2 separate regions of the Homo sapiens genome follow, and region 1 is linked to region 2. The links are chromatin loops, found by intact Hi-C in ENCODE. Cell type or tissue: PC-9. All regions are shown on one strand. Links, peaks and the distances in the headings refer to the core of each region. The heading gives the core; the rest is flanking DNA.

Region 1 (15,293 bases), core at 12,378-14,877, 49 kb before region 2:
TTACATCTCCCAAGTGATCTTGTTGCTCATACGATAACATGCATTTGACCTTTTAGATGTAGTTTTTATATCCAGCAAATTTTTTAAAACTAATTAATCTTACTGATTCATCTGTATGTATTTTTTGGCACGATCTTAGCTCACTACAACTTCTGCTTCCCTGGTTCAAGTGATTCTCGTGCCTCAGCTTCCCGAGTAGCTGGGATTACAGGCGTGCGGCACCACACCTGGCTAATTTTTGTATTTTTATTAGAGACAGGGTTTCACCATGTTGGCCAGGGTGGTCTCGAACTCCTGACCTCAGGTGATCTGCCTGCCTTGGCCTCCCAAAGTGCTGGGATTACAGTGAGCCACTGCGTCCAGCCCTTTTTGGTTTTCTAATTAGGAATATAGCATCTGCAAATAATGACAGATTGTTTCTTCTTTTCTAATTCTTACAACTTTTGTTACTTTTTCTTGTCTAATATGCTGCCTAGAACTGTAGAGCTTCCTGCTCTTGTTCCTCCCTTTTTTTTATTCTTATTTTTAGGAGCAACCCTATTAACTAAGCCTCACTCTTAAAGGGGAAGTTTTCACCACTAAGTACCTTTCTAATCTAGGTTTTTTGTGGATACCTTTTATCAGACTAATGAAGTTTAATATTGTTAAATACTTTGAATTGTCTATATTATGATGATAGTATGCTTTTTTCTTTTATTTATTAAAATGGTCCCAGGAATTTGTGAACAGCTTGGGCAATACAGTGAGACCTCATCTCTACAAAAAATTTAAAAAATTAGCCTGGTATGGTGGCACACACCTGTAGTCCCAGCCACTCAGGAGGCTGAGGAGGGAGGATCATTTGAGCCAGGGAGGTAGAGGCTACAGTGAGCCATGTTTGCGCCACTGCACTCCACCCTGGGCAACAGAACATGACCCCATTTAAAAAAAATAAAATGGTAAATTGCATTTGTTGCTTTTCTAACGTTAAATCAACTTTACATTCTTGAGATAAAAACAACATGGTCACGAGTGACGTTTGCCTGTTATTTTCCTTTCTTATACTAACCATACTGGTATCAGTGCTATGTTCTTCCTGTACAGTGAGGTGGGAAGTATCCTCTCTTTTTCTGTTTCCTAGAAGAGTTTACCTAAGATGGGAGTGATTTGTTGCTTGAATGGTTGGTAGAACTTGTCTGTAAAGCTGTCAGGCTTGCTTTTTTCTTTGTATGAAGATTAATGATATTCAGTATTGAAAGTTAAAGGTTATAGAATTGTTCAGATTTTCTGTTTCTTGAGCCAATTTTGATGAGTTGTATTTTCTTTTGTTTTTTCTTTTTCTTTTTCTTTCTTTTTTTTTTTAAGAGAGACAGGGTTTTTTAGAGAGAGGTTACTCACTGCAACCTCGAACTCCTGAGCTCAAATCCTGCCTCAGCCTCCTGAGTAGCTGGGACTACACAGGTGTGAGCCTCTATGATTGGCTAATTTTTTATTTTTATAGAGATGGGGGTCTCACTATGTTGCCCAGGCTTATCTCGAATTCCTGGGCTCAAGTGATCCTCCCACCTTGGCCTCCCAAAGTGCTGAGATTACAGGCATGAGCCACTGTGCCCAGCCCTGAGTTGTATTTTCTAATAATTTATTCTTTGCATCTGTTTTCAAAGTTATTAGCACAAAGTTATCCTTAATATACTCTTTTTTTTTTTTTTGAGACAGAGTCTTGCTCTGTCGCCCAGGCTGGAGTGCAGTGGTGCCATCTCAGCTTACTGCAAGCTCTGCCTCCCGGGTTCACGCCATTCTCCTGCCTCAGCCTCCCGAGTAGCTGGGACTACAGGTGCCCACCACCACGCCTGGCTAATTTTTTTTTTTTTTTTTGTATTTTTAGTAGAGATGGGGTTTCACCATGGTCTCGATCATCTGACCTTGTGATCCTCCTGCCTCGGCCTCCCAAAGTGCTGGGATTACAGGCGTGAGCCACTGCACCCAGCCCCCTCTTAATATACTCTTATGTCTCGTGTATAATAATGTCCCCTTTTTATGCATGGGATTGCTCATTTGCATTGTCTCTTTTGTCTTTATTAATCCTGCAAGAAGTTTGTCAATATAAATCTTTACAAATAAATGACTTTTGGCCAGCTGCACTCAGGAGATCGAGACCATCCTGGCCAACACAGTGAAACCCCGTCTCTACTAAAAATACAAAAAATTAGCCGGGCGTAGTGGCAGGTGCCTGTGGTCCCAGCTGCTTGGGAGGCTGAGGCAGGAGAATGGTGTGAACCTGGGAGACAGAGCTTGCAGTGAGCCGAGGTCGCGCCACTGCACTCCAGCCCGGGCAATAGAGCGAGACTCTGTCTCAAAAAAAAAAAAAAAAAAAAAGACTTTTGACTTTGTTGGTCCTTTGTATAGTATTTCTTTTTCTTTTATTATTTTTACTTATTTATTTAGAGATGGGGTCTTGCTCTATTGCCCAGGCTGGAGTGCAGTGGCACAATCCTAGTCCTCTGTGATCCTAGGTCACTGCAGCCTAAATTCCTGGCTCAGGTGATCCTCTCACTTCAGCCTCCCAAGTGGCTGGGATTATACGTGTGTGCCACAGTGCCTGGTAGTATTTTTTTCATATATCATTAATCTTTACTGTTTATTATCTCATTCCTTCTACTTTCTTTGGATTGATTTTTTTTTTTTTTTTTTTTTTTTGAGATAGTCTCACTCTGTCACCTCGGCTGGAGTGGTGCGATCTTGGCTCACTGCAACCTCCACCTCCTGGGTTTAAGCGATTCTCTTGCCTCAGCCTCCCAAGTAACTGGAATTACAGGCATGCGCCACCATGCCCAACTAATTTTTTTTTTTGTATTTTTAGTAGATACCAGGTTTGACCATGTTGGCCAGGCTGGTCTTGAATTCCTGACCTCAACTGATCCGCCCTGCTGTGGGCTCCCAAAGTGCTAGGATTATAGGCGTGAGCCACCACGCTCGGCCTGGATTGACTTTTTGACTTTATTTTATGACTTCTTAAATTAGATGCTTATTTCGTTAATTTAGATTTTTAAAATTTAAGCAACTAAAGTGATAAATTTCCTTTTAAGTACATCGTTAATTAAGTTACACAATTTTGATACATAGTGTTTTTGAAAATCGTGAATGAGTATAATTCACACACCAGAAAATTTGCACTTTTAATGTGTGAAATTTAGTGGTTTTTAGTGTACCCACAGCGTTGTGTAAGCATTGCCGTTATCCAGAGCATTTCTTCACCGCCCCCACCCCGAAAATCCCGTAATTATTGGCCATCACTTTCTATCCCTTTCTCCCTAGCAACCATGAATCTACTTTTTGTCTCTATAAATTTACCTATTCTGGACTTTTTTGCCTTAGCATAATGTTTTCAAGCTTCATTTATGGTGTAGAAGTACTTCATCTCTTTTTTATGGCAGATTAATCTTCCATGATATGGATATACCACATTTTGCTGATTCATTCATCAGTTGATGGACATTTGTGTTATTTCCAGTTTTTGGCTATGTGGAGAATGTTCCTGTGAACATTCATGTGCATGCGTTTCAACATATGTTTTCAGTTCTCTGGGGCCTATAACTAGGAGTGAAATTGTTGGGCCATAGGGTAATTCCATGTTTAATTTTTTGAGGAACTGCCAATTGTTTTCCAAAGCAGCAGCACCATTTTATATCCCCACCAACAACATGTGAGGGTTCTGATTTCTCCACATCCTCTTCAACACTAGTTATTGCTCTTCTTTTTGATTATAGCCATCCTAGTGGGTGTGAAGTGGTATCACTGAAGTTTTTTGGGGTTTTTTTTTTTTTTTTTTTTTTTTTTTGAGTCTGGATCTTGCTCTATCACCTAGGCTGAAGTGCAGTGGCGCCATCTCAGCTCACTGCAACCTCTGCCTCCCAGGTTCAAGTGATTCTCCTGCCTCAGCCTCCCTTAGTCCCTAGCTGGGACTACAGGTGCACACTGCCACACCCAGCTAATTTTTGTAGTTTTAGTAGAGACAGGGTTTCACCCTTCAGACCAGCCGTGTTGGTCAGGCTGGTCTCAAACTCCTGACCTCGTGATCTGCCCACGTCAGCCTCCCAAAGTGCTGAGATTACAGGTGTTAGCCACCGCGCCCGGCCAATTTTCTGAATTTTTAAAATCATGAACTGATGTGCTTTTTGTGCATCAATTGAGATGATCATTTTGAGGTTTTTTTCCCCTTCATTCTATTAATGTGGTATATTACATTGATCAACTTTCCTTTGTTGAACTACCCTTGCATTCCTGGGATAAATCCCACTTCATCATGGTGTATATTCCTTTTAATATGCTGTTGGGTTGGGTTCATCGCTTTTTTTGGGAGGGGGTGGATTTTTGCATCTATATTCATAAGTGATATTGGTCTGTAATCTTCTTTCCTTGTGGTGTCTTTATCTGGCTTTAAGGTAATGCTGGCCTCCTGGGATGAGTTAGGAAGTGTCCCCTCATCTTCAGTTATTTAGAAGAGTTTGAGGATTGGTGTTAATTTGTCTTTAAATGTTTGGTGGAATTTCGAAGCCATCTGGTCCTGGACATTTCTTTGGTGAGAAGTTTTTTGTTGTTGTTGATTCAGTCTTTTTATTATTATAGGTCTATTTAGATTTTCTATTTTTCCTAGGTCAGTTTTGGTGCTTTGTTTCTTTCTAGGAATTTGTTCTTTTTGTCTATATTATCTAATTTATTATCATATAATTGTCTATAGTGTTTCCTTGTAATCTTTTTATTTTTGTTAGGCTGGTAGTGATGTCCCTCTTTAATTCCTGATTTTAGTAATTTGAGTCCTCTGTCTTTTCTCCTGTTTAGGCCAGGTAAAGAATTGTCAATTTTGTTGAGCTTTTCAAAGAACTATTGGTTTTATTGATTTTTCTTTATTGTTTATTCTCTATTTCATGTATTTGGACTTTAATCTTCATTATTTCTTTTCTTCTGCTTGCTTTGGGTTCAATTTGCCCATTTTCTTTTTTCTTAAATCCCAAGAACCAGTGAAAGTTCATTTTCTAGTTTCTTTTTTTAATTTAATAAATCCATTTTTTATTTCATATATCATAGTGGGACATATTTTTGGGGTACATGTGATATTTTGATAACGTATACAATGTGTAATGATCAAATCAGGGTAATTGGGATCCATCGCCTCAAACATTTATCTTTTCTTTGTGTTGGAGACATTACAATTCTTCTAGCTATTTTGAAATATACAGTAAACTACTGTTAACTATAATTTCCCCTGCCTTACTGTCAAATACTAGAACTTATTCCTTCTATTTAACTGCCTTTTCTAGTTTCTTAAGGTGGAAGGTTAGGTTATTGATTTGATAGCTCTCTCTTTTAATATATGTACATTTTTCATGGCCATGCTATGTAATTTCTCATTACCATTATCATCTCTTTCCGATAAACTAGTTATTTTAGAAGAATGTTTTTTAAAACATAAAAAAATTTCTAACTTAATTTTCTCATAGTAAAAAAATGTGACCTACATAAGATCATAGCTTTGAAGTGAACAGAAGCTGGTGCTATGGCTCAGTGTATGATGAATTTTCATAAAGGTTCCTTCGTTCTTGAAAAGACTGGCTAACAAATTGTGACTGTAGGTGAAGCACTCCTAAGTATTTTAAATATGATAATTAGCTTAACTCACACTGAGCCTATGAGGCAGGAACTATTATTATCCTTATCTTAGGGATAATAAAGAAACTGAGGCACAGAAAGATTTAAGCAACTTGATGAAGTCACTGATCTATGAAGTGGCAAAACTGGGATTTGAACCCAGGCAGAGGGATCCTGAAGTCTGTTCTCTCAGCCAGTACGCTATTCTCTGAGTACTAGGGGGATTGTTCTATAATTGTCCATTATATCAAACTTATTGTTTTGTCTGCTTAATCTATCAATTACTGAAAGAAAGAAAGAAAGATGATAAAAATCTTATAACATCCTAATGGCTTTGCCAATTTCTCTCTGTATTTCTATCAATTATTTTTCATTATATATTTTGAGCTATGATATTTGGTACATCACATTTAGAATTCTTATAAGCGCCTAGTGAATTAAACATTTTTTAAAATCTAGTGACCACCTTCATCTCTAATAATTATTTTTACTTTCAAGTCTATTTCAGCCAATGTTTCTATAGCTAATTCAGGGTTTTTTTTTGTTGAATTTTTAAAATATATCTTTTTATACTGTTTGATGTCCAATCTTTCTATAGCCCAATGTTTTGTTTTCTTGTAAACAGCACTAGCCAGCTTTTTAGTAATCCAGTTTGAAAAATTTTGTCCACGCTGGGCACAGTGGCTCACGCCTGTAATCCCAGAACTTTGGGAGGCCCAGGTGGACGGATCACCTGAGGTCAGGAGTTCGAGACCAGCCTGGCCAACATGGTGGAACCCCATCTCTACCAAAAATACAAAAATTAGCCGGGCAAGGTGGGTAGGTGCCTGTAATGCCAGCTACTAGGGAGACTGAGGCAGGAGAATCACTTGAACCTGGGAGGTGGAGGTTGCAGTGAGCCAAGATTGTGCCATTGCACTCCAGCCTGGGTGAAAAGAGCAAAACTCTATCTGAAAAAAAAAAAAAAAAAAAAAGACAAAGGAATATTTTGTCCTTTGACTAGAGAGTTTAGTTCATTTACACTCACAGTGATTAATGCTGTATTTATTTCAGCTGACTTACTGTGTTTACTTATTTTCTGCTTGTCTTCCTGTCATGCTGCCTTTTGTGTTGAGTTCCTGCTTTTCTCTCTACTAATTTTTTTCTCTGTGAGTTTGAAAGACATAAGAGTTTGCTTAATACATACTAAAGTTAGTTAATCAGTGTCTTTTTTTTTTTTCTCTGAGACAGGGTCTGGCTCTGTCACCCAGGCTGGAGTGTGGTGGCGTGATCTCAGCTCACTGCAACCTCTGCCTCCTGGGCTCAAGCCATCCTCCCACCTGAGCTTCCCGAGTAGCTGAGTGGTACTACAGGTGCACACCACCATGCCTGGCTAATTTTTGCACTTTTTTGGTAGAGATGGGGTTTTGCTCTGTTACCCAGGCTGGTCTCAAACTCCTAGCTCAAGCCATCCACCTGCCTCGGCCTCCCAAAGTGCTAGGATTACAGGCGTGAGCCACTGTGCCCAGCCCTAATCAATGACTTTACCCTCCTCGTGAACAATGCATAAACCTTAGAAATTCAGCTTGAATCACCCCTTTCCTTTGTATATTATGCTATGGTGGGCTAGTATTTTAATTCTAAAGTTTTTTTTTCCTGCCATAATTTAAACATCATCATGATTTGAGATAGCCCATGTTATTTGGATTACCCACAAATAAAAGTATTTTTGTTCAGCATTCTCAGACCTTTCATCTGAGATCATTTTCCATCCACCCGAAACATATCCTTTTGTATTTCCTTTGTTTTGTTTTCTTTTTGAGCAGGCTTGATCTCCTGGTCTCAGGTGAGCCTCCCACCTCAGTGTCTCAAGTAGCTAGGACTACAGGCACATGCCACCATGCCCAGATAATTTTTTTTGGGAGGGTTGGGGGGCAGTTGACGGAGTCGCGCTCTGTCGCCCAGGCTGGAGTGCAGTGGCGCGATCTCCACTCACCGCAACCTCTGCCTCCCAAGTTCAAGCGATTCTTCTTCCTCAGCCTCCCAAGTAGCTGGGATTCTAGGTGTGCACCACCACATCCAGCTAATTTTTGTATTTTTAGTAGAGATGGGGTTTCACCATGTTGACCAGGCTAGTCTCGAACACCTGGCCTCAAGTGATCCACCCTCCTCAGCCTCCCAAAGTGCTGAGATTACAGGCATGAAGTACCACACCTGGCCCTTTTTGTATTTGTATTTTTATTTTTTAGCAAGGGTCTGTTGGTTATAAACTTTCTCAGTGTTTGTCTAAAATGCCTTTATAGTGTGCTTATTCTTGACAGTTCTCTGGATATAGAATTCTGGCTTGACATTATTTTCAGCCTCTCAAAGACACTATTAGTCCTGTTCTGCTTCCATCATTGCTATGTGAGCCAGGAGTCTGTCTACCTTGCCTTCTGGAAAAAATCTTAATTTTTTTTTTCTTTCATACTATACGATTCACCATGATGTGTGGAGGTATGGATTTCTTTTCATTCTGCCTTGAATGTATTGAACTTCCTGGCTATGAATTGATACCTTTCAACAATTCTAGAAAATTTGTAGTCATGATCTTTGAGAATATCACCTCCTTCCCACTCTCTGTATATTCTAATAAAATCTAAACTGGACCTTCTCACTCAATCCTCTCTTTCTCTTAACCTTGCTTTTAGATTTCCCATCTCTTAGTGTCTCTGGATTGCATTCTGGGTTGTTCCTTCAGCTCCTTTCTCAGTTCACTAATTTTCTTTTTTGCTCTGTCAAATCTGTTAGTTATTTCTTCCAAGAACTTAATTTCAATTTTAAAAATTTTGTTTCTAGAAGATGTAATGGATCTTTTCAAATCTGTTCATTTTTGCTCAAATTTTCAAACTTTTCATCTATTTCTTTAAACATAGTAAGCATAGTCTTATATTCTGTGTCTGATAAGGTCAATATCTGAAGTCTTAGTGGTCAGTTTTTGTCCACTGTGGCTGCTGCTCAGTTATCACGCCTTGTTTGCTTGTGAGATCTCTGCCCCGTGAGAGAGTTCTTTGAGTCCTCAGATAAAGTTAAATTGCTCCGGGGTGTTTCTGCTAGTCACCTGGAATGCCACCAATCCAGAACACCTTTTTCGTTCTTTTTTATTTATTTACTTATTTTTTGAGACACAGTCTTGCTCCGGCTGGAGTGCAATGGCATAACCTCAGCTCACTTCAGCCTCGACCTCCCAGGCTCAAGGAATCCTTCCACCTCAGCCTTCCCAGTAGCTGGGACTACAGGCACACACCACCATGCCCAGCTAATTTTTGTAGAGATGGGGTTTTACCACCTCGCCCAGGCTAGTTTTGAGCTCCAGGACTCATGCGATCTGTCTGCTTCAGCCTCCCAAAGTGCTAGGATTACAGGCGTGAGTCTGAGTCACCATACCCAGCTTTGTTCTTTTTTTTTGGAGATGGACTCTCACTCTGTCGCCCAGGCTGGAGTGCAATGGTGTGATCTCGGCTCACTGCAACCTCTGCTCCCCAGGTTTAAGCAATTCTCTGCCTCAGCCTCCTGAGTAGCTGGGATTACAGGCGTGTGCCACTATGTCTGACTAATTTTTTGTATTTTTAGTAGAGACAGGGTTTCACCATCTTGGCCAGGCTGGTCTTGAACTCCTGACCTCGTGATCCACCCACCTTGGTCTCCCAAAGTGCTGGGATTACAGGTGTGAGCCACCGTGCCCGGCCGCCTTGTTCTTTTTTTGAGACAGTGTCTCATTCTGTCACCCAGGTTGGAGTGCAGTGGTGCAATCATAGCTCACTGCAGCCTCAGCCTTCTGGGCTCAAACTATCCTCCCAAGTAGCTGGGACTATGATAGAGACACACACCACACGCCCAGCTAACTTCTTACATTTTTTGGAGAGATGGGGTCTTGCTAGGTTGGCTAGGCTGGTGTTGAACTCCTGGGCTCAAGTGATCCTCCCACCTCAGCCTCCTGATTTACCTGGGACTACAGATCCATGCCACCATGCCTGGCTTTTTTTTTTTTTTTTTTTTTTTTTTTTTTGAGACGGAGTCTGGCTCTGTCACCCAGGCTGGAGTGCAGTGGCGCAATCTCAGCTCACTGCAAGCTCCTTCTCCCGGGTTCGTGCCATTCTCCTGCCTCAGCCTCCCCAGTAGCTGGGACTACAGGTGCCCACCACCACGCCCGGGTAATTTTTTGTGTTTTTAGTAGAGATGGGGTTTCACCATGTTAGCCAGGATGGTCTTGATCTCCTGACCTCATGATCCGCCCATCTTGGCCTCCCAAAGTGCTGAGATTACAGGTGTGAGCCACCACGCCTGGTCGTCTGGCTCATTTTCTTACTTTTTGTAGTGATGGGGTCTCCCTATGTTGCCCAGGCTGGTCTTGAACTCCTGGGCTCAAGCAGTCCTCCCACCTCGGTCTCCCAAAACACTGGGATTACAGTCCATCAGCCACTGTGCCTGGTGCAGGACGCTTTTAAGACTAAATTATCTTCTTAAGGTTTCACAGGCAGTGTGAATTAAAACTGAAAGGTCATGTGAAGCCTGGCTTGAGGTTATTTTTTCCTTCCCTCCAGGGAGGTTTAATTTTCTTTCTTTCTTTTTTTTTGTTTTTGAGACGGAGTCTCGCTCTGTCGCCCAGGCTTGAGTGCAGTGGCGCGATCTCGGCTCACTGCAAGCTCCGCCTCCCAGGTTCATGCCATTCTCCTGCCTCAGCCTCCCGAGTAGCTGGGACTACAGGCACCTGCCACCACGCCCGGCTAATTTTTTTGTATTTTTAGTAGAGACGGGGTTTCACCGTGTTAGCCAGGATGGTCTCGATCTCCTGACCTCGTGATCCGCCCGTCTCGGCCTCCCAAAGTGCTGGGATTACAGGCGTGAGCCACCGCGCCCGGCTTTTGTTTTTGTTTTTTTTTTTTTGAGACACGGTCTTGGTCTGTTGCCCAGGCTGGAGTGCAGTGGCATGATCTTGGCTCACTGCAACCTCCACCTCCCGGGTTCAAGCGATTTTCCTGCCTCATCCTCCCGAGTAAGTGGGACTACAGGTGCCCACCACCATGCCTGGCTAATTTCTGTATTTTTTCAGTAGAGAATGGGTTTTACCATGTTGGCCAGGCTGGTCTCAAACTCCTGACCTCAAATGATCCACCCGCCTCGGCCTCCCACAGTGCTGGGATTACAGGCGTGAGCCACTGCGCCCAGCCTAATTTTCTTTCATACTTCATTGCTGACATTCCTGACGGGGGTTCCAGTTTAATTGCAGGAACTTCCTGTTGGATTCTCTACCTCAGGTAGATGTTTATCATCTGCTTCTATACCCTGGGGTTCAGGGGTCTACAGAAGCCCTTTAGCATTATTTACCTTGCAGGGTTCCTACTTTCTATTTTTTAAAAATATCTTTATTGATACTTAATTCACATACCATACAAGTCACCTATTTAAAGTTGCAATTTAAATATACTATTAAATATACAATTTAAATGTACTGAAGTATATTACGATTTTATTTATTTATTTATTTGTTTGTTTGTTTGTTTATTGAGATGGAGTCTCGCTCTGTCACCCAGGCTGGAGTGCAGTGGCCAGATCTCGGCTCACTGCAACCTCTGTCTCCTGGGTTCACGCAATTCTCCTACCTCAGCCTTCCAGGTAGCTGGGATTACAGGCACCTGCCACCATGGCCACCTAATTTTTGCATTTTTAGTACAGACGGGGTTTCACCACGTTGGCCAGGCTGGTCTCAAACTCCTGACCTTAGGTGATCCAGCTGCCTCAGCCTCCCAAAGTGCTGGGATTACAGGTGTGAGCCACTGCACCTGGCCATATATTACGATTTAAATATACTATTAAATATACAATTTAAATATACTATTTAAAGTATATTCACAGAGTTGTGCAACCATCACCACATCAATTTTAGAACATTTCATTATCCCAAAAACAAATGAGGTACTCCTTAGCCATGACTCCCCAGCCCTCCCAGCAGCCCTGGCAACCACAAATCTACTTCTTATCTCTATGGATTTGCCTACTGGGATATTTCATGTGAACAGGATCATATAATACATGGTCCTTTGTGGCTGGCCTTTTTCATTTAGCATAATGTTTGCAAGGTTCCTCCATGTTGTAGCATGGATCAGAATGTTGTTCCTCTTTGTTGCCAAATAATATCCCATTGTTTGGCTCCATATTTTGTATATTCACTCTTCAGTTGATGGATAATTGGGTAGTTTCATCCACTCAGCTGTTATAAATAATGCAGCCATTAACATTCTCTCTTTTTTTTTTTAAATGGAATCTTGCTCTCTTGCCCAGGCTGGAGTGCAGTGGCACGATCTCGGCTCACTGCTACCTCTGCCTCTGGGTTCAAGCGATTCTCCTACCTCAGCCTCCTGAGTAGCTGGGATTACAGGCATGTGCCACCACGCCCAGCTAGTTTTGTGGGTTGTTTGTTTTTGAAACTGAATCTTACTCTGTCGCCCAGGCTGGAGTGCTGTGGCACGATCTCAGCTCACTGCAACCTCCGCCTCCCAGGTTTAAGCGATTCTCCTGCCTCAGCCTCCCAAGTAGCTGGGACTACAGGCATGGGCCACCATGCCCAGCTAATTTTTGTATTTTTAGTAGAGGTGGAGTTTCACCATATTGTCCAGGCTGGTCTCAAAACTCCTGACCTCAAGTGATCCGTCTGCCTGGGCCTCCCAAAGCGCTGGGATTACAGGTGTGAGCCACCGCGCCCTGCCACACTCTTATGAACAAGGCTTTGCATGGACACGTTTTCATTTCTCTTGGGTATAGAGCTTGGAGTGGAATTTCTGGGTCATATGAAGCTCTGTGTTTAACCTTTTGAGAAAGTGCCAGAATGTTCTTCGGAGCAGCTGCAACATTTTACATTCCCACCGGCATCCTGTGAGGTTCCCATCCCTCCACATCCTCACCCAAGTTGTTATTATCTTTATTATTATTATTATTATTGTCAATGGAGGGCAGGGGATGCAGTGGCTTATTAGTGCCTTTAAAAATAAGTTTTGCAGTTTACCGTTCTATCCCGCACTGGGTTGTTTTAGTCAAGAAGGTTCTTTAGGCAGCAAAATCACCCAACTGCCAGAAATGCAAGCCCCTGCCTTCCCTTGCTGGCTGGCTGTGGCCTCCTGTCGGACCCCTGCTTTTTCTCTTGCCTTCTTCTAAGCTGTTGTCCACGCAGCACTCGAGCCACCTTTTAGAGTCCTAATGCAGTCACATGCCTCCTCGCTGCAAGCTGTGGGAGGGTTCTTACCCTTTGCTTCAGTCCACACGCCCTAGTCCCTGGCCGGCTCCTGGGAGCTCTGCGGCCTCCCTGGGTCTCCGTGTTTCCTAGAGCCTCCGTAAGTGCTCCCTGTCCGCAGATGCGTGGGGCCCTTCCTCACCTCTGCTCTGGGGTGCCCTCCGCCTGGCTTCTGCTTCTCAGCAGCTTCCCAGGGCAGCCCCTTCGGGTCTCAGCGCATAGGTCCCCTACTCTGATCTACTCCTGCTTGCTTTTTTTTGCAGTTGCTCTGCTCGCTAACCTAACGGACTTGCTCAGACTTAAGCCTCTAGTTTCCAAATGCAGGCCGTGAGGGCATGGACCGAGCCTGGCCCAGCCTGCCCATCACCCTGCATGTTCCAGGTGCTCAATAATATTTGTTGAATGAATGAATGCGTGCACAGGGACGTGCTGAGGAGGCTTGGGGGCCAATTGGCTCTGCCCCGCCCTGCCTCTGATCCCCGCCTCCTCACCTGCCCGCAGCCACCTTCTGGGTGAACCCTCAGTTCAAGATCCGGCTGGATGAGACGGATGACCCGGACGACTACGGGGACCGCGAGTCAGGCTGCAGCTTCGTGCTCGCCCTTATGCAGAAGCACCGTCGCCGCGAGCGCCGCTTCGGCCGCGACATGGAGACTATTGGCTTCGCGGTCTACGAGGTCAGGAGGGTGGATCACCGGTGGATCTCACTGAGCAGGCAGAGGACCTGGCGCCCCCGACCCGCAGTGCAGGCGGGCTTCCACCAGGGGGCGCCAGGGACCATGCCCTTCCCCACAAATTCCCCTCCACTCCCCCCACCATCCTGAGGGCTGGGAAATCTCAGCCTCCAGGAGGCACCTGCTGAGGCCCTCTGGCCGAAAGAGAGGAAGGGGGTTGGCTCAGGGAAGGGAGATTCTGGGATTCACCTCACGCTTAGAGGGCGGCCTGCTGCTCTTGGAGGAGGGAGCTGGCTCAGCTGATGCCTGGGAGTACTGAGCCCTCCGTCTTGGAAGCTGTGAGCAGAAGCTGGCAGGGGAAAGATAGGGGATAGGGAGGGCCTGTCGGCCAAGGTGAGGCTGTGCCAGTCGCTCTGGGATTAGAACTCCTTGCTCTTGCCCTGTATCTGCCCTGCTTCACACACTGCCCTCAAGACAGGGAGAGAAACTTCTGGACCTCCCTGGTCGCAGTCTTGGCCCACACCCAAACCCCCTGGCAGCAGCCTGCGGTGGCCCTTTCCTGTCCCTGGGCTTTGGAACATTGCAGTTGGCCACCCCGGGGGCTGGCCTGGAGCCTCTGACTCAGAATGGAGTCCTAGGGCAAGCATTCCCAGGACCAAGAGGACCCTGCCTGAGCCCTCCCTCCTGGGGCCCTGCTGTGGTGCAGGGACCAGATCTGGGTCCCCAGGGCCCTGCCTTCTGCCTCCTTATCCCATCAGTCCCGTCTAAGAACTCAAGACCTCTGCCCAGCATGCACTGTGACCCCGCCCTGGGACAAACACACATCTCTGACTTCCCCTGTCTCTCTATTGCAGGTCCCTCCGGAGGTAGGTGTGGCACCATGACCCACCTGCAGTCACACACCCCTGATGGTGCCAGAGGGGAGCAACCCAGTGGCAAACCCACCCTGGCCTGGAGAGCTAAGAAGTCACCTTGTTTCACTGCTTGAAAAATGCTTCTCCCCACCTGTTCAGTGGGCAGAGCAAACATTGCTCTCCTGAGGGTCAGCACAGGTAGTCAGTGAGGGAGCTGGATTTGAGCCCTGGTCCTCAGAGCCCCTGTCTGACATGTACACATGAGGCTTTTCCTGCCTTGCCATCTACACCAAGTAAGTGCCAACTAGGGCGGTCCAGCAATGTCAGGAGCAGGGCATTAGACAGGCTGAGAGTTCTGTACCCTTGAGCAGTTGCTTAAGCTCCGAGCCTGTGTTTGTGTCTGTAAAATGGGTGTAACAGCAGAACAGCAAATGAGGTGCCGAGTACCCTGCAGTACCTGACCTGGGGAAAGCTCCCAGTGATAATAATGACAGTGTTATTGAAACACATGCCTAATCTGCAATCCGGTGCTCCTCTCCTCTACCCTCTGCAGTGAGTAGGGTTGTTACATTTTACAGATGAGGAAACTGAGGCAAAATGTCTTGTTAGGGTCACACAGGCTGTGAGTGAGCCATGCCCCAGCTCTCCAGCCCCTTGGCCAGGACAAGGAGCCTGGAGTCTGGGTCTGGGGGTGGCCCCTGAGGGTGGGCTGAGTGGGCAGCTGCAGCCCTGCTCCCTCCTCCCTCCCACCAGCTGGTGGGCCAGCCGGCCGTACACTTGAAGCGTGACTTCTTCCTGGCCAATGCGTCTCGGGCGCGCTCAGAGCAGTTCATCAACCTGCGAGAGGTCAGCACCCGCTTCCGCCTGCCACCCGGGGAGTATGTGGTGGTGCCC
Region 2 (15,735 bases), core at 7,925-10,424:
TCTCTACCAAAAATACAAAAATTAGCTGGGCATGGTGGCACACACCTGTAGACCCAGCTACTCGGGAGGCTGAGGCAGGATAATCACTTGAACCCAGGAGGCGGAGGTTGCAGTGAGCTGAGATTGCTCTACTGCACTCCAGCAGCCTGGCGACAGAGTGAGACCCCGTCTCAAAAAACAAAAAACAAAAAAACCAGTGCTAGAGCCCACTCCAATCCAGCAGATAAGGTTAATTATAACAAGACTGTGACCTCATAGTTAATGAGTTACTTACCATGGAGTTAGTAAGCTAATTTGATTTCCCTGCACACAGACAATACATACTTTTAAGTGAACAAACTAGATTTTCTTTCTTTTTCTTTTTCTTTCTTTCTTTCTTTTTTTTTTTTTTGAGACTGGATTTCGCTCTTGTTGCCCAGGCTGGAGTGCAATGGCGTGATCTCGGCTCATCGCAACCTCTGCCTCCCGGATTCAAGCAATTCTCCTGCCTCAGCCTCCTGAGTAGCTGGGATTACACGCATGTGCCACCACGTCCAGCTAATTTTTTATTTTTAGTAGAGATGGGGTTTCTCTACGTTGGTCAGGCTGGTCTCGAACTCCGGACCTCAAGTGATCCACCCGCCTTGGCCTCCCAAAGTGCCGGGATTACAGGCGTGAGCCACCACGCCTGGCCACAAACTAGATTTTCTTGAAGAAATATTCTGACCATGAAGTTTCCTATGACAAGTATAAATGATCTTGAGGTTACAGGTTTCAGGCCACGGAATCAAACCATAAAGCCTTTGACTACCATTGTCCTTAGCCAAAAACACTGGCCAGGAACTATTAAATAAAAATGAGTGCCCAATGATGACATATAGACTGGGCTGTTTAAATAGGATTCCACATGCCTGGCACCTTTTATAATAATCTTTATGGTAACTGGCAAATCACCTCCAGACTTCTTTTCTTTTCCATCTGGAAACACTGAATAGTCAGTACATTTTATTTTCAAAATCTGTGATAACAAGTTTAGGCACAGTGGCTCACGCCTGTAATCCCAGCACTTTGGGAGGCCAAGGTGGGAGGATCTCTTGAGACCAGGAGTTAGAGACCAGCCTAGGCAACATCAGAAGACTCCATCTCTGCTAAAAAAAATTTAGCTGGGCATGGTAGTGTGTGCCTGTAGTCCCTGCTACTTGGGAGCCCTAGGTGGGAGGATCACCTGAGCCCAGGGAGGTTGAGGCTGCAGTGAGCTACGATGGTTCCAGGCTGGGTGACAGAGTGAGACTTTGTCTCAAAAAAAAAAAAAAAAAAATATATATATATATATATACACATATATATATATATATATATATATATATATATGTATCTGTATATATGAATGACAACCTTCTTACTGAAATCTCTATACATTTCCAAGTATTATTAGGCCATGTGGCTATGTGGCTGCAAGGAGACGGCTCAAGGTCAAGGTGCCCGGAGGATTCAGGATACCAGTGATTGCCTGGGCCTGGTTCACAGGCAGATCAGCTAAATGAAAGACCGAAGGTGTCCTGGGCCATTGCTGCTGTGCAGCCCTCAAGGAAGTTGCTGACAACTGTGTGTGGAAAAGAGAACTCTGCTTAATCTGGGCTGTGGTGTTGCCCCAGAAAACAGCAGCCAGAATGCACCTTGTTACATCGTCACCCACCCATGACCACACTGGTCAGACCTGTGCAGCCAGGCAGCAGGTATGTTCAAAAGATGGACTTTTGCCTTTAAAGTTTAGCTCTAAATGCAGGTGTCTCCCCGGAGGAATGCCCCCCACCAACTTAAATAATTGTTTGATTACGAGGTTGGGGAGGAGCAAGGAGGCCGAGACTGGCTGGATGAGACCAAACCACATAACTCACCCTTCTCCCTCTTCTGCTTTCTTTCCATGCCTACTCTGGGAAAACAGGCTACTGGACTTTCAAGTAGCAAAGAAGAGAGTGAGTGCTGAGGACGGGGAGTTCTAACCTCATGCTTCTTTTGCAGCCACTCTGGTTGCTGGATTTGGGCAATTATGGAGACCAATGATAATGATCATGAACATGAGGTGACAGCTCCCAATGTGGACCTGGCATGGCCCACAGTCAGGCAGCAGATGTTTTAGAATAGTACAAGGTGAAGCCGGGCGTGGTGGCTCACACCTGTCATCCCAGCACTTTGGGAAGCCGAGGTGGGCAGATCACCTGAGGTCAGGAGCTCAAGACCAGCCTGGCCAACATGGTGAAACCCCGTCTCTACTAAAAATACAAAAATTAGCTGGGCATGGTGGTAGGCACCTGTAATCCCAGCTACTCAGGAGGCTGACGCCTGAGAACCACTTATAGCTGGGAGGCAGAGGTTGCAGTGAACTGAGATCGTGCCACTGCACTCCAGCCTGGGCGATAGAGCGAGACTCAGTCTCAGAAAAAAGAAAAGAAAAGAGCGAGACTCAGTCTCAGAAAAAAGAAAAGAAAGGAAAAGAAAAGAAAAAAGAAAAGAAACGAAACAAGGTGTATAAGGAGAAACTGCCTGGCCTCCTAGGCACAAGTCTGGGCAAATGGTATGGGGAAGACCTGGCGGAGATTAGAAAAAGGGTGAAGCCATCGCTGCAGGAACTTGTCATGGGGACCCTGGGGCTGTGGAGGGAGAACGGGATCCACAGCTGGAGGGAAGGAAACTGGGAGGTCAGGTGGAGACAGGGACCACTGAGCTCTTTCAGCTCCTGTCCATAGGATGTTCAGCCAGTTCAACCCAGACTGCCACTGCCACCTCAACTTGAGCACTGACCAATGAAGAATCTTAATCAGAAGTTTCCCAACATGCCGGACGTGGCTCACGCCTCTAATCACAGCACTTTGGGAGACGGAGGCAGGCAGATTGCTTGAGCCCAGGAGTTCAAGACTAGCCCGGGCAACAAGGTGAAACCCCGTCTCTACTAAAAATACAAAAACTAGCCATGTATGGTGACACATACCTGTAGTCCCAGCTACTTGAGAGGCTGAGGTGGGAGGATCACCTGAGCCCAGGAAGGCCAAGGCTGCAGTGAGCTGTGATCCAGCCTGGCTGACAGAGCGAGACTACATCTCAAAAAAATAAATGAGCTGGGCTCAGTGGCTCACATCTGTAATCCCAGCACTTTGGGAGGCCAAGGCAGGCAGATCACCTGAGGTTAGGAGTTCAAGACCAACCTAGCCAACATGGTGAAACCCCCATCTCTACTAAAAATACAAAAATTAGCTGGACATGGTGGCACACACCTGTAGTTCCAGCTACTCAGGAGGCTTAGGCAGGAGAATCGCTTAAATCCGGGAGGCGGAGGTTGCAGTGAGCCGAGATTGTGCCACTGCACTCCAGCCTGGGTGACAGAGCAAGACTCTGTCTTAAATAAATAAATAAATAAATGAATAAATAAATAAATAAATAAAAGAAACTTCCCAACAGCTACTGGCTCCGCCAGGAAGGAACAGCCTGCACTTAACACAATGGTACAAGATTCACTTTCTGAGCTGGTTTGATTCCTTTTGTTTCATCCTGTTATTTTTGGATGGTTTTGTGTGTTTTTCACAGACTGTTTGTTCGGAATGCACCAACACAAGTGGCCATGGACAATCACGTTGCCCTGGACTTCCTTGGAGTCAGCCGAGGTGGGGTATGTGTGGTGGCCAGCACCTCTTGCCTCACAATTTGCTTAATGGCATATTTTGGTGGCTTGGCTCTGGCTCGGACCCTGGCTGTGTAGGCCTGGTCAGCCTGCTGGCAGTCACAGTTAACGGCCACATTCATCTCATGTTCTCTAAAGAAAATAAAATAGTTGGTTGGGCGCAGTGGTTCACGCCTGTAATCCCAGCACTTTGGGAGGCTGAACCGGGCAGATCACCTGAGGTCAAGAGTTCGAGACCAGCCTGGCCAACATGGCGAAACCCCATCTCTACTAAAAATACAAAAATTAGCCAGGCATGGTGGCGTGCACCTGTAATCCCAGCTACCCGGGAGGCTGAGGCAGGAGAATTGCTGGAACCTGGGGGGGCGGAGGCTGCAGTGAGCAGAGATTGTGCCACTGCACTCCAGCCTGGGTGACAGAGCAAGACTCCATCTCAAAAAATAAAATAAAATATAAAATAAAATAAAATAAAATAAAATAAAATAAAATAATAAAATAAAATAAAATAAAATAAAATAAAATAAAATAAAAAAATAAAATAAAATAAAATAAATAAAATGTTTTGGGGCCGGGCATGGTGGCTGACACCTGTAATCTCAGCACTTTGGGAGGCTGAGGCCAGCAGATAGCTTGAGCTCAGGAGTTCGAGGCCAGCCTGGGCAACATGGTGAAACCCTGTCTCTAATTCAAAAAGAAAAAAATGATTTTGAGGCCAGGCAGTGGCTCACACTTGTAATCCCAGTGCTTTGGGAGGCAGAGGCGGGTGGATCACTTGAGTTCAGGGGTTCGAGACCAGCCTGAGCAATATGGTGAAACCATGTTTCTACAAAAAAATACAAAAAATTTTAAATAATTGTTTAATTATGGTATTGCTGGGTGCAGTGGCTCACGCTTGTAATCCCAGCACTTTGGGAGGCCAAGGCAGGCAGATCACTTGAGGTCAGCAGTTCGAGACCAGCCTGACCAATGTGGTGAAATCCCATCTCTACTAAAAAAACAAAAATTAGCTGGGCATGGTGGCGCACACCTGTAATCCCAGCTACTTGGGAGGCTGAGGCACAAGAATTGCTTGAAGCTGGGAGGCAGAGGTTGCAATGAGCTGAGATCATGCCACTGCACTCCAGCCTAGGCAACAGAGAAAGACCCTATCTCCAAAAAAAAAAATTATATATATATATATGGTGGTGGCATGTGTCTGTAGTCCCAGCTACTTGAGAAGCTGAAGCAGGAGGATCACTTGAGCCCAGGAGGCAGAGTGCAAACAACTACAGTATCTGATGTGGCAGCTATACCTCTGAGAGTCCTTAGCTGGATACATGAAAGGCCAGAGACCAGCCAGGTGTGGGGGCTCACGCCTGTAATCCTAGCACTTTGGGAGGCCAAGGCAGGTGAATCACCTGAGGTCAGGAGTTCGAGATCAGCCTGGACAACATGGTGAAACCCCATCTCTACTAAAAATACAAAAATTAGCCGGATGTGGTGGTGCATGCCTGTAATCCCAGCTACTCGGGAGGCTGAGGCAGGAAAATCACTTGAACCTGGGAGGTGGAGGTTGCAGTGAGCCGAGATGGTGCCACTGCACTCCACCCTGAACAACAAAGTGAGACTCCATCCCAAAAAAAGAAAGAAAGAGAGAGAGAGAGAGAGAAAGAAAGAAAGAAAGAAAGAAAGAAAGAAAGAAAGAAAGAAAGAAAGAAAGAAAGAAAAGAAAGAAAGAGAAGACTGGCCAGAGACCAAAATACTTAGGCCAGGTGGCAAAGGCTTCAGCTGCAGCTCATCTGAGTCTTGGCATCAGATGATGCCTCTTGCGATCATCCAGAGGGTCAAAGGCCTATAGGAGTTACTACCAGGCCACCTCCCATTGGCCTCCCCGTCTCCCCCTGGAGGCTGTCATGAGACGGTTCTGCATCACCTCCAGGTTCTGTGAGATCTGAGGCTCTGCACCCTGCCCTCCTCTGAATACAGCTGCAGAAGATAAAATTACTCAGCTGCATCTGGAACAGGCTCCTCAGCTACGGGGCATCGCCCAACTCCCCTTGCAGTCACAAGCCCCTTCTCTTTCAGGGTCTTCCTTTTTGGCGTAGAGGACAAGGACCGCAGGGGCTGGCACCTTAGGCTTGTCCTCCTTTTCACTGTCTATGTAGAGAATAAACCCTAAATCTAAAAGTGGTTCATCGTGCCTTTACAGGTCAAATCAGTCAGGACTTGGCCTCTGCCTGGCCTCGTTGGATGTGAGCTTGACAGTGGCCTATTGCTCCACCTCTCATCTTAACTAAGGTTGAATCAGAGAATTTGGGATAGAATTTTTGGCTGTCACACAGGTCTAATAATGCCCCTGAGCTTGGGAGAGACAACTGATTTATGGAACCTCAATAAATATTGGTGACTGGCTTTGAAATTAAGACACAGGGATTATATCTGGAAGGCTTCCATTTAAATGGGTCACATGAAAGGTTTAATCCCTGAAGGAATATATACATATATATTCCTTCTATATAGGAATCTATATAGAAGGATTCTATATAGGAATCTACATAGGAATCTATCTATATATATGTGTGTGTATATATATAGATATATAGATATACATATACACACACACATATATATATATATAGAGAGAGAGAGAGAGAGACAGAGTTTTGCTCTTGTCACCCAGGCTGGAGTGCAATGACATGATCTCGGCTCACTGCAACCTCCGCCTCTCAGGTTCAAGCAATTCTCCTGCCTCCAACTCCTGAGTAGCTGGGATTACAGGCACCTGCCACCACACCCAGCTAATTTTTGTATTTTTAGGGGAGATGGGATTTCAACATGTTGGCTAGGCTGGTCTTGAACCCCTGACCTCAGATGATCCACCTGCCTCAGCTTCCCAAAGTGCTGGGATGACAGGTGTGAGCCACCGCGCCCGGCTGGAATATTTATATATTGAGGACACCTTGTTTCCTGATGGAGAGCCAACAAGATGTAAGTTACCAGTGTGCTGGACAAATACCCAGAAGCTCTTTCCCAACAATCCTCTAGAAGAATGAGGCCAGGGAGTACATTTCTTTGACCACAAGGGCGTGTGTGGAGAAGCCTCAGTGATCAGTAGCAGTGAGACAGTAGGATCGGGTTCTTGGAGTTGCTCCACAGCGGCGGCACAGGAAACTTCCAGATCATCCAGACTGCACTCACGCTATTCCCTGCGTGCCTGCTCACCTGCCACAACTTCCTGCAGAACTTCACAGCCATACCCCAGAACATCACTGCCGGACAGGTGATAACTGGACCAATAGATCTCCTGTCCGAGCCGTGTCAGGGATAGGGACCTGCTGGGGGTCTTCATTCTGCTGAGCAAGGACCCAAAGCTTGAGCAATGCTTGAGGGTCTCTGAGCCCCAGTGGCAGATCTTAAACCACAGCAGCTCCTCCTCTTTGGGCCTGGGCAGTGAGGCCTGTCTGGATATATGACCAGAGCACCGTGGCCTCCTCCAGCATCACTGAGCAGGGGCAAAGCTACAGCGGAGTGCTGAACCTTCAAATCACCTTTTAAACTTTCTTTTAATCAAGATATAACCGGCCGGGCGCGGTGGCTCATGCCTGTAATCCCAGCACTTTGGAAGGCCAAGGTGGGCAGATCACCTGAGGTCGGGAGTTCGAGACCAGCCTGGCCAACATGGAGAAACCCCGTCTCTACTAAAAATACAAAATTAGCCGGGCATGGTGGCGCATGCCTGTAATCCCAGCTACTAGGGAGGCTAAGGCAGGAGAATCACTTGAACCTGGGAGGCAGAGGTTGTGGTGAGCTGAGATTGCGCCACTGCACTCCAGCCTGGGCAACAAGAGTGAAACTCTGTCTCAAAAAAAAAAAAAAAAAAAAGAGATATAACCTTTTCCATTAAATGTAAATTTAAGTACAGCTGGATAACTTTTATATTTTGTTTTGCCTATGTTTGAATTTCATATAAACAAAACCATATAGAATGTATTCCTTAGGCTGGGCACGGTGGCTGGGTGACAGGGTGAGACTCCGCCTCAAAAAAAAAAAGAATGTATTCTTTTTTTTTTTTTTAGACAGAGTCTTGCTCTGTCACCCAGGCTGGAGTGCAGTGGTGCAATCTCGGCTCACTGTAACCTCCACCTCTTGGGTTCAAGCGATTCTCCTGCCTCAGCCTCCTGAGTACCTGTGATTACAGGCACCCGCCACCATGCCCAGCTAATTTTTGTATTTTTAGTAGACATGGGTTTTCGTCATGTTGGCCAGGCTGGTCTTGAACTCCTGACCTCAGGCGATCTGCCCGCCTCGGCCTCCCAAAGTGCTAGGATTACAGGCGTGAGCCACCGTGCCTGGCCCAAGCTTTGTTTTTTTAAATCTTGCCTCCCACTATGCAGAAAGCCTCAGTTTCAGATAACAGCACGGAGGGATTTTGGGAGGAAGAAAATTTGAATAACAACAATATTGATGTTGGCAAGGATGTGGAGAAAAGGAAACTCTTTTTTTTTTTTTTTGAGACAGAGTCTCCCTCTGTTGCCCAGGCTGGAGTGCAGTGGCGCGACCTTGGCTCACTGCAATCTCTGCCTCCTGGGTTCAAGTGATTCTCCTGCCTCAGCCTCCTGAGTAGCTGGGATTACAGGCGCCTGCCACCATGCCGGCTAATTTTTGTATTTTTAGTAGAGATGGGGTTTCACCATGTTGGCCAGGCTGGTCTTGAACTCCTGACCTCAAGTGATCCACCAGCCTCAGATTCCCAAAGTGCAGGGATTACAGGTGTAAGCCATCATGCCAGGCCAAAAAGGGAACTCTTATACACTATTGGGGGATTGTAAATTAGTACAACTTCTATGGAAGACAATACAAGGGTTTCTCAAAGAACTAAAAATAGAACTAACATGTGCTCCAGCAATCTCACTATTGAGTGTCTACCCAAAGCAATCATTACATCGAAAAGGTACCTGCACCAGTACATTTACCACAGCACTATTCACAAGAGCAAAGACATGGAATCAACCTAAGTGTCCATCAACAGATGATTGGATAAAGAAAATGTGGTACATATACACCATGGAATACTATTGGGTCATAAAAAAGAATGAAATCATGTATTTTGCAGTCACATGGATGGAACTGGAGGACATACATGGATGGAACTGGAGGACATTCATGGATGGAACTGGAGGACATTAAGTAAAACAAATCAGACACAGAAAGACAAATACTGCACATTCTCAATTCTAAGAGGGAGCTAAATAATATGTACACATGGACGTAGAGTGTGGAATGGTAGAGAACTGAGACTCAGAAGGGTGAGTGGGGGTGAATGGGGGTAGGTGATCAGAGATTACTGAATGGATACAATGTGTGTTATTTAGGTGACAGATACCCTAAAAGTCCTGACTTCACCACTACACAATCTATGCATGTAACAAAATTACACTCACACCCCATAAAGTTATACACATGAAATAAATAAATAGTGTAAAAGACAGTCCTGGAGAAACTCAGACCAGACCCTGAGGACCATGCTACACTGCCACCACCTGGTGGCAATATACCTACAGTGTAGGGCGGTGCCTCCCAAAATTCCCAAATTCCCGACTTCTGGAGAGCATCAAAAATAAATAAAACATGTACTCACACTACTGAACTGTACACTTACAAACGGTTAAGATCATACATGTTATGTTATGTGTTTTTACCACAATTAAAACACAGATGACTAGGCGTGGTGGCTCACGCCTGTAATCCCAGCACTTTAGGAGGCCGAGGCAGGTGAATCACCAGAGATCAGAGGTTCGAAACCAGCCTGGCCAACATGGTGAAACCCCGTTTCTACTAAAAATACAAAATTAGCCAGGCGTGGTGGTGCATGCCTGTAATCCCAGCTACTTGTGAGGTTGAGGCAGGAGAATTGCTTGAACCTCAGAGGCGGAGGTTGCAGTGAGCCAAGATTGCGCCACTGTACTCCAGCCTGGGCAATAAGAGTGAAACTCTGTCCCAAACAAACAAACAGACTAACTAACAAAAAACAAACCACATAAATAACAGTGTAAAATAAATGAAATAAAAGTATAAAATAGGCTGGGCATGGTGGCTCACGCCTGTAATCCCAGCACTTTGAGGGGCTGAGGCAGGTGGATCACTTGAGCCCAGGAGCTCAAGACCAGCCTGGGCAACATGATGAAACCCCGTCTCTACAACAACAACAACAACAACAAAACACTGTAAAACCCCATCTCTACGAAACAAACAAACAAACCAAAACCAAAAATTAACCGGGTCATGGCGGTGTGTACCTGAAGTCCCAGCTACTTGGGAGGCTATGGTGGGACGATCACGTAAGCCCAGGGAGGTCAAGGCTGCAGTGAGTCATGATCAAGCCACTGCACTCCAGCTTGGGCAACAGAACAAGACTCTGCCTGAAACAAAACAAAACCAAACCTAAAATTCCTCTTTGGCATCCTTGGTGTGTGTGTGTAACTATATGCATAATATATATTATTATCTATATATGTTATATATTCTATAAAATCTTATATATGTCACATACTATACATACTTCTGCTATCTGACTCAATTCTCTCAAAGCCACCCTTCATCCTTTTGCAGTTTCCAAACATATAAATTATCAGAGTTAAAATCATGTTCCATCTGATTTCCACTCTGTGCTCACTCCAGGTGGGCTACAATACATGTGACCATCCACTCTGTGTGTGCTAACAACAGTGTAAAACTGGACCCTGGCATTAACCTCTTCTATCATTTCACACTAATGTGAGATCCATGAGGTCCCCATTTGCAATCGGAGTCCAGGAAATCAGCTACAGGAGCTGGTTGTAAATTTCACTCCATTGTTGCCTGTGTGCTCCCCACAACAGTTTCTGTAAACCTACCCAGATGCAATGTAAAGGAACCAACTGGTCCACAGTTACTTTCTGTTACTTACAGCTTCGTGACCTCCAGCGAATCACCTCTCTTTTATTGTTGACAATAAAAGACAGTGAATCACCTGTCTTTTATTGTTGAGTTGTAAGAATTCTTGTTTTTGTTTTTGTTTTTTTGAGACGGAGTCTTGCTCTGTCACCGAGGCTGGAGTGCAGTGGCGCCATCTTGCCTCACTGCAAGCTCCGCCTCCTGGGTTCACGCCATTCTCCTGCCTCAGCCTCCCGAGTAGCTGGGACTACAGGCACCCGCCACCACACCCGGCTAATTTTTTGTATTTTTAGTAGAGACAGGGTTTCACCGTGTTAGCCAGGATGGTCTCGATCTCCTAACTTCGTGATCCGCCCGCCTCGGCCTCCCAAAGTGCTGGGATTACAGGCGTGAGCCACCGCACCCGGGCGAGTTGTAAGAATTCTTTATATGTTCTGGATACTAGACACTTCTCAAATATATGATTTGCAAATATTTTCTCCCATTCTGTGGATTGTCTTCTCACTTTCTTGATAGTAATCTTTGATGCACAAAACTTTTTAATACATTATCTTTTAAAAGAAAGTAAATGTTTATTATGATTAAAGTGACACATTTTCTTTCTTTCTTTCCTTTTCTTTTCTTTCTTTCTTTTTTTTTTTTTTTTTTTTTTTGAGATGGAGTCTTGCTGTGTCACCCAGGCCAGAGTGCAATGGTGCAATCTTGGCTCACTGCAACCTCCACCTCCCAGGTTCAAGCGATTCTCCCCAGCCTCAGCCTCCTGAGTAGCTGGGATTACAGGCGACTGCCACTGTGCCCGGCTAATTTTTGTATTTTTAGTAGAGACGAGATTTCACCATGTTGACAAGACTTGTCTCAAACTCCTGACCTCGTGATTTACCCACCTCGGCCTCCCAAAGTGCTGGGATTACAGGCATGAACCACCGCGCCTGGCCTGACACATTTTCTTACACCCATTAGTTAAAGGAGAAAATCATTCCCTTGCGGGGTTGGGTACAATTCAGCAGTCATTCCTAATAAACTCTCTAAGTAAAATAGAACTAGATAAAAAAACAACACCCTGACTATGCTATGCATTCCTTTTTTTTTGTTTTTGTTTTTTTTTTTGAGACAGAGTTTCACTCTGTTGCCCAGGCTAGAGTGCAGTGGTATGATCTCAGCTCACTGCAACCTCCGCCTCCTGGGCTCAAGCAATTCTCCTGCCTCAGCCTCCCAAGTAGCTGAGACTACAGGCGCCTGCCACCATACCCTGCTAATTTTTGTATTTTTAGTAGAGACAGGGTTTCGCCATGTCGGCCAAGCTGCTCTTGAACTCCTGACCTCAGGTGATCTGCCCACCTTGGCCTCCCAAAGTGCTAGGATTACAGGTGTGAGCCATTCTTTTTTTTTTTTTGAGATGGAGTTTTCGCTCTTGCTGCCCAGGCTGGAGTCCAATGGTGCAATCTCAGCTCACTGCAACCTCCGCCTCCCAGTTTCAAGCGATTCTCCTGCCTCAGCCTCTCAAGTAGCTGGGATTACAGGCGCCTGCCACCACGCCCGGCTAATTTTTTGTATTTTTTAGCAGAAACGGGGTTTCACCATGTTGGCCAGGCTGGTCTTGAACTGCTGACCTCGTGATCCACTCGCCTCAACCTCCCAAAGTGCAGATTATGCATTCTTAACACAACCCAATAACACCCATCACACCGAAGGAGGCCATGCTGAAGCCAGTGCCATCAGCAACAGGAAGAAGGCAAGGATGCCTACTGTGATTCAACAATGATTCCAAGGTTTGGTTCAATGCACCAAGACAGGAAAATAAAATGATTAGTATCAATATTTGAGAAGAAGGGAAAAATATTTTTTATTAGAAAATGTTATTATAATCTAGGAAATCTGAGACTCTCCTAAAACATTAATATTATTAAGAGAATTTGGTCAAAGTGACTGGTTGCAAGAAATATGTCCAAGGCTGGGAGTTGTGGCTCACACCTGTAATCCCAGCACTTTGGGAGGCTGAGGCGAGTGGATTGTTTGCGGCTAGCAGTTCCAGATCCATCTGGGCAACATGGTGAAACCCTGAATCTACAGAAAATTCAAAAGTTAGCCGGGCATAGTGGCGTACACCTATAGTTCCAGCTACCTGGGAGGCTGAGGTGGAAGGCTTGAGTGACTGTAATCACACCACTGCACTCCAGCCTGGTCAACAGAGTGAGATCTTGTCTAAAAAAAAAAAAAAAATTTACAATCCAAAAGCCAGTAACTTTCCTTTAACTGGCAATGACAAAACAAAAAACAATACGGGAGAAACATTACATTCATAAAAGCAACAGAAGATATTGTGTCAATAAATTGAACAAAAACAGGGTCTATATGGGAAAAACTATAAAATTGGATTGATAGACAAAGACAAAAAGCCTAAAAAAATGAAGAGATATACCAGGATCCTGTTTGGAATGCTTAAAGTATTCATTTCTCCTAAATATATAAAAATATTTAAGTCCTTCCTATCAGAATGGAGGGGGATAGGATATACTGTATAAAATGACTTTAAAAGTTTAAAATGGTTTCCTAAAAACTAGGCCAGGCACAGTGACTCACACCTGTAATCCCAGCACTTTGGGAGGCCAAGGCAAGAGGATTGCTTGAGCCCAGGAGTTCCAGACAAGCCTGGGCAACACAGCAAGACCTTGTCTCTATTAAAAAACAAAAATATTAGCCAGGTGTGCGTGGTGGTGTAATCCCAGCACTCTGGGAGGCCGAGACTGGTGGATCACCTGAGGTCAGGAGCTTGAGACCAGCCTGGCCAACATGGTGAAACCCCATCCCTACTAAAAATACAAAACTAGCTGGGTGTGGTGATGGGCGCTTGCATTCCCAGCTACTCGGGAGGCTGAGGCATGAGAATCGCTTCAATCTGGGAGGCGGAGGTTGCAGTGAGCCGAGATCGCTCCACTGCACTCCAGCCTGGGCAACAGAATGAGACACTGTCTCAAAAACAAAAACAAAAACAAAAACAAAAACAAAAAAACAGCCAGGTGTGGTGGTGCGTGCCTGTAGTCCCCGCTACTTAGGAGACTGAGGTGGGGGGATGGCTTGAACCCAGGAGATTGAGGCTGCAGGGAGCTTGATCACACCACTGCATTCCAGCCTGGGCAACAAAGTAAGATCCTGTCCCCCCCCAAAAAAAATAGTAAAATGCTTCAACAGTTTTGGGAAGTTACTGTAAAGCTACCTGGGGCAAACACTACTAAGTGCTTACCTAGTATTAACTCCTTTCTTAGTAACAAAATTTGTATATTGATGGGGTAGCAATGTGTTTCCTCAATAATATTACAATATAACTTTTAAACCTATAAGGAGGCTTTCCCAGCCTCCTTTAAAGGTATGGCTATGTGGCTAAAGTATAAGCAAAAGTGGTTGGGAAGGACTTCTAGAAAGACTCCTCTTCAAAAATGTATAGACAACGGTTTGCAAAAGTCATTTTTTTGTTTCTTTTTTCCCTTTTCATTTCATTTCTCTTTTCACTCTCTTTTCTTGCTTTATGTTTTTAAAATTTTATTTGCCCTTTCTTCTTCCTACTTTCTGCTACCTGGAATGGAATGTGAATCTGATGGCTGGAATTCCAGAAGCCATCTTGGACAATGAGGTGACTGTAAGGATGGAGATTAATTCGAGGACAGTGGAGTGGAACGATGGAGGCCTGATGAACGTGAAGCCACCATTTTAGCCCTGGGCTACCTATCTCTGAAATTATTTTATCTGACGAGAGAAATAAACTTCTATTTTGTCTCAGCTACTATTGTTTTAGGACTTGGCTATGTCACAGATCTAAAACCCACTTGATTTACTCCTGCAATCAAAATATATTGACACAGAAAAGACAACAAATAAATCAGTGGAATAAAACAGAAAATCCAGAAACAGATTCAAGTGTTTATGGGGACTTGATACATGAAAGATCACAATTCAAGTCAGTTGAAGAATGTTTTATTTACTAAGTATAACTGCTGACATGCTGGCTGTTTGTCAGGAATAAAACAAAGCTAAATCCTTCCTCACATCACAAATAAGATTAATTCTAGGTGGATTAGCGAACTAAAGGCAAAACGTAAGTAAAATTAATAAAACAAAAATTGGAAGAATATTTGCATAAGCTTAGGTCGAGGAGACCTTATTAAACAAAGCAGGAAACCTAAAACCCATACAGGAAAAGAATTGCACAGTGTTGTGTGGTAGAAAAAAAAACCCACAAAGTTAAAAGACAGGTTGGGAAAAATATGTATGTAACACATTTGATATCCATTGGTTATTGCTGATGGTGGGAAACTGCAAACATTTTCCGTAAAGAGCCAGAGAGTAAATATTTGAGGCTTAAGGGTGTGAACCCCAAAAGAGGTTCATGATGGATCCGGAGTGGCTAACTAGGCCTAAATTCAAAATACAGCCAAGCAGCCATTGGCTGACTAGAGGTCACACATACTTCGGTTTTTGTTTGCTTTTTTTTTTTTTTAGGCGGAGTCTCGCTCTGTTGCCCAGACTGTAGTGCAGTGGCACAATCTCGACTTACTGCAAGCTCCGCCTCCCGGGTTCACGCCGTTCTCCTGCCTCAGCCTCCCAAGTAGCTGGGACTACAGGTGCTCGCCACCACGCTAGGCTTTCTTTTTTTTTTCTTTTTTTTTTTTTTAGTAGAGACGGGGTTTCACCGTGTTAGCCAGGATGGTCTCGATCTCCTGACCTCGTGATCCTCCCGCCTCGACCTCCCAAAGTGCTGGGATTACAGGCGTGAGCCACCGCACCCGGCCTTTGTTTGCTTTTTGAGACACGATCTTGCTCTGTCGCCCAGGCTGGAGTGCAGTGAGGCGATCATGACTCACTTCAGCCTCGACCTCCCGAACTCAAGCGCTCCTCCAGCCTCAGCCCCCAGAGTGGCTGAGATCACAAGAACCCGCCACCACCGCCCGCTAATTTTTTGTAGAGAAGGGGTTTCGCCACGTTGCCCAGGCCGATCTTGAACTCCTGGGCTCAAGTTAAGGGAGGAGACCACCCCTCATATTGTCTTACGCCCAATTTCTGCCTCCAAAGAAAGAAAAAGTAAAACTAAAAGGCAGAAATGAAATCCACAAGCAGACAGCCCGGCCTCACACCCTAGGCTTGGTAAAGATGGACCCCTGACCTAATCAGTTATG

The links. Hi-C counts contacts between places; a loop is a spot of excess contacts. Peaks named below come from ENCODE experiments on the same cell type or tissue, not always from the same donor. Only the 100,000 strongest peaks of a DNase experiment are listed, where the experiment ranks them.
Region 1: a loop joins it to region 2, with 10 times the contacts of the local background. A loop is called at or near these places in 30 of 110 quality-filtered maps.

Annotation. Positions count from the first base shown.
Region 1 is chr11:65,191,311-65,206,603 of GRCh38, forward strand. It overlaps CAPN1 (calpain 1), which reads left to right. Exons shown (of 22, transcript NM_005186.4): 11 at 13,373-13,548; 12 at 14,400-14,411; 13 at 15,153-15,293. Among named protein-coding and RNA genes, the nearest start is that of CAPN1, 17 kb to the left of the region's middle. RefSeq lists a silencer at 8,545-8,745 and enhancers at 12,651-13,638, 13,680-13,869. In PC-9, for the core only: CTCF peaks have their summits at 13,650 (motif pointing right) and 13,850; no DNase peak of the experiment used is centred there; H3K27ac peaks cover 1,151 bases.
Region 2 is chr11:65,244,987-65,260,721 of GRCh38, forward strand. No RefSeq gene overlaps it. Among named protein-coding and RNA genes, the nearest start is that of POLA2, 9.1 kb to the right of the region's middle. RefSeq lists a silencer at 5,437-5,496. In PC-9, for the core only: CTCF peaks have their summits at 9,185 (motif pointing left) and 9,385; no DNase peak of the experiment used is centred there.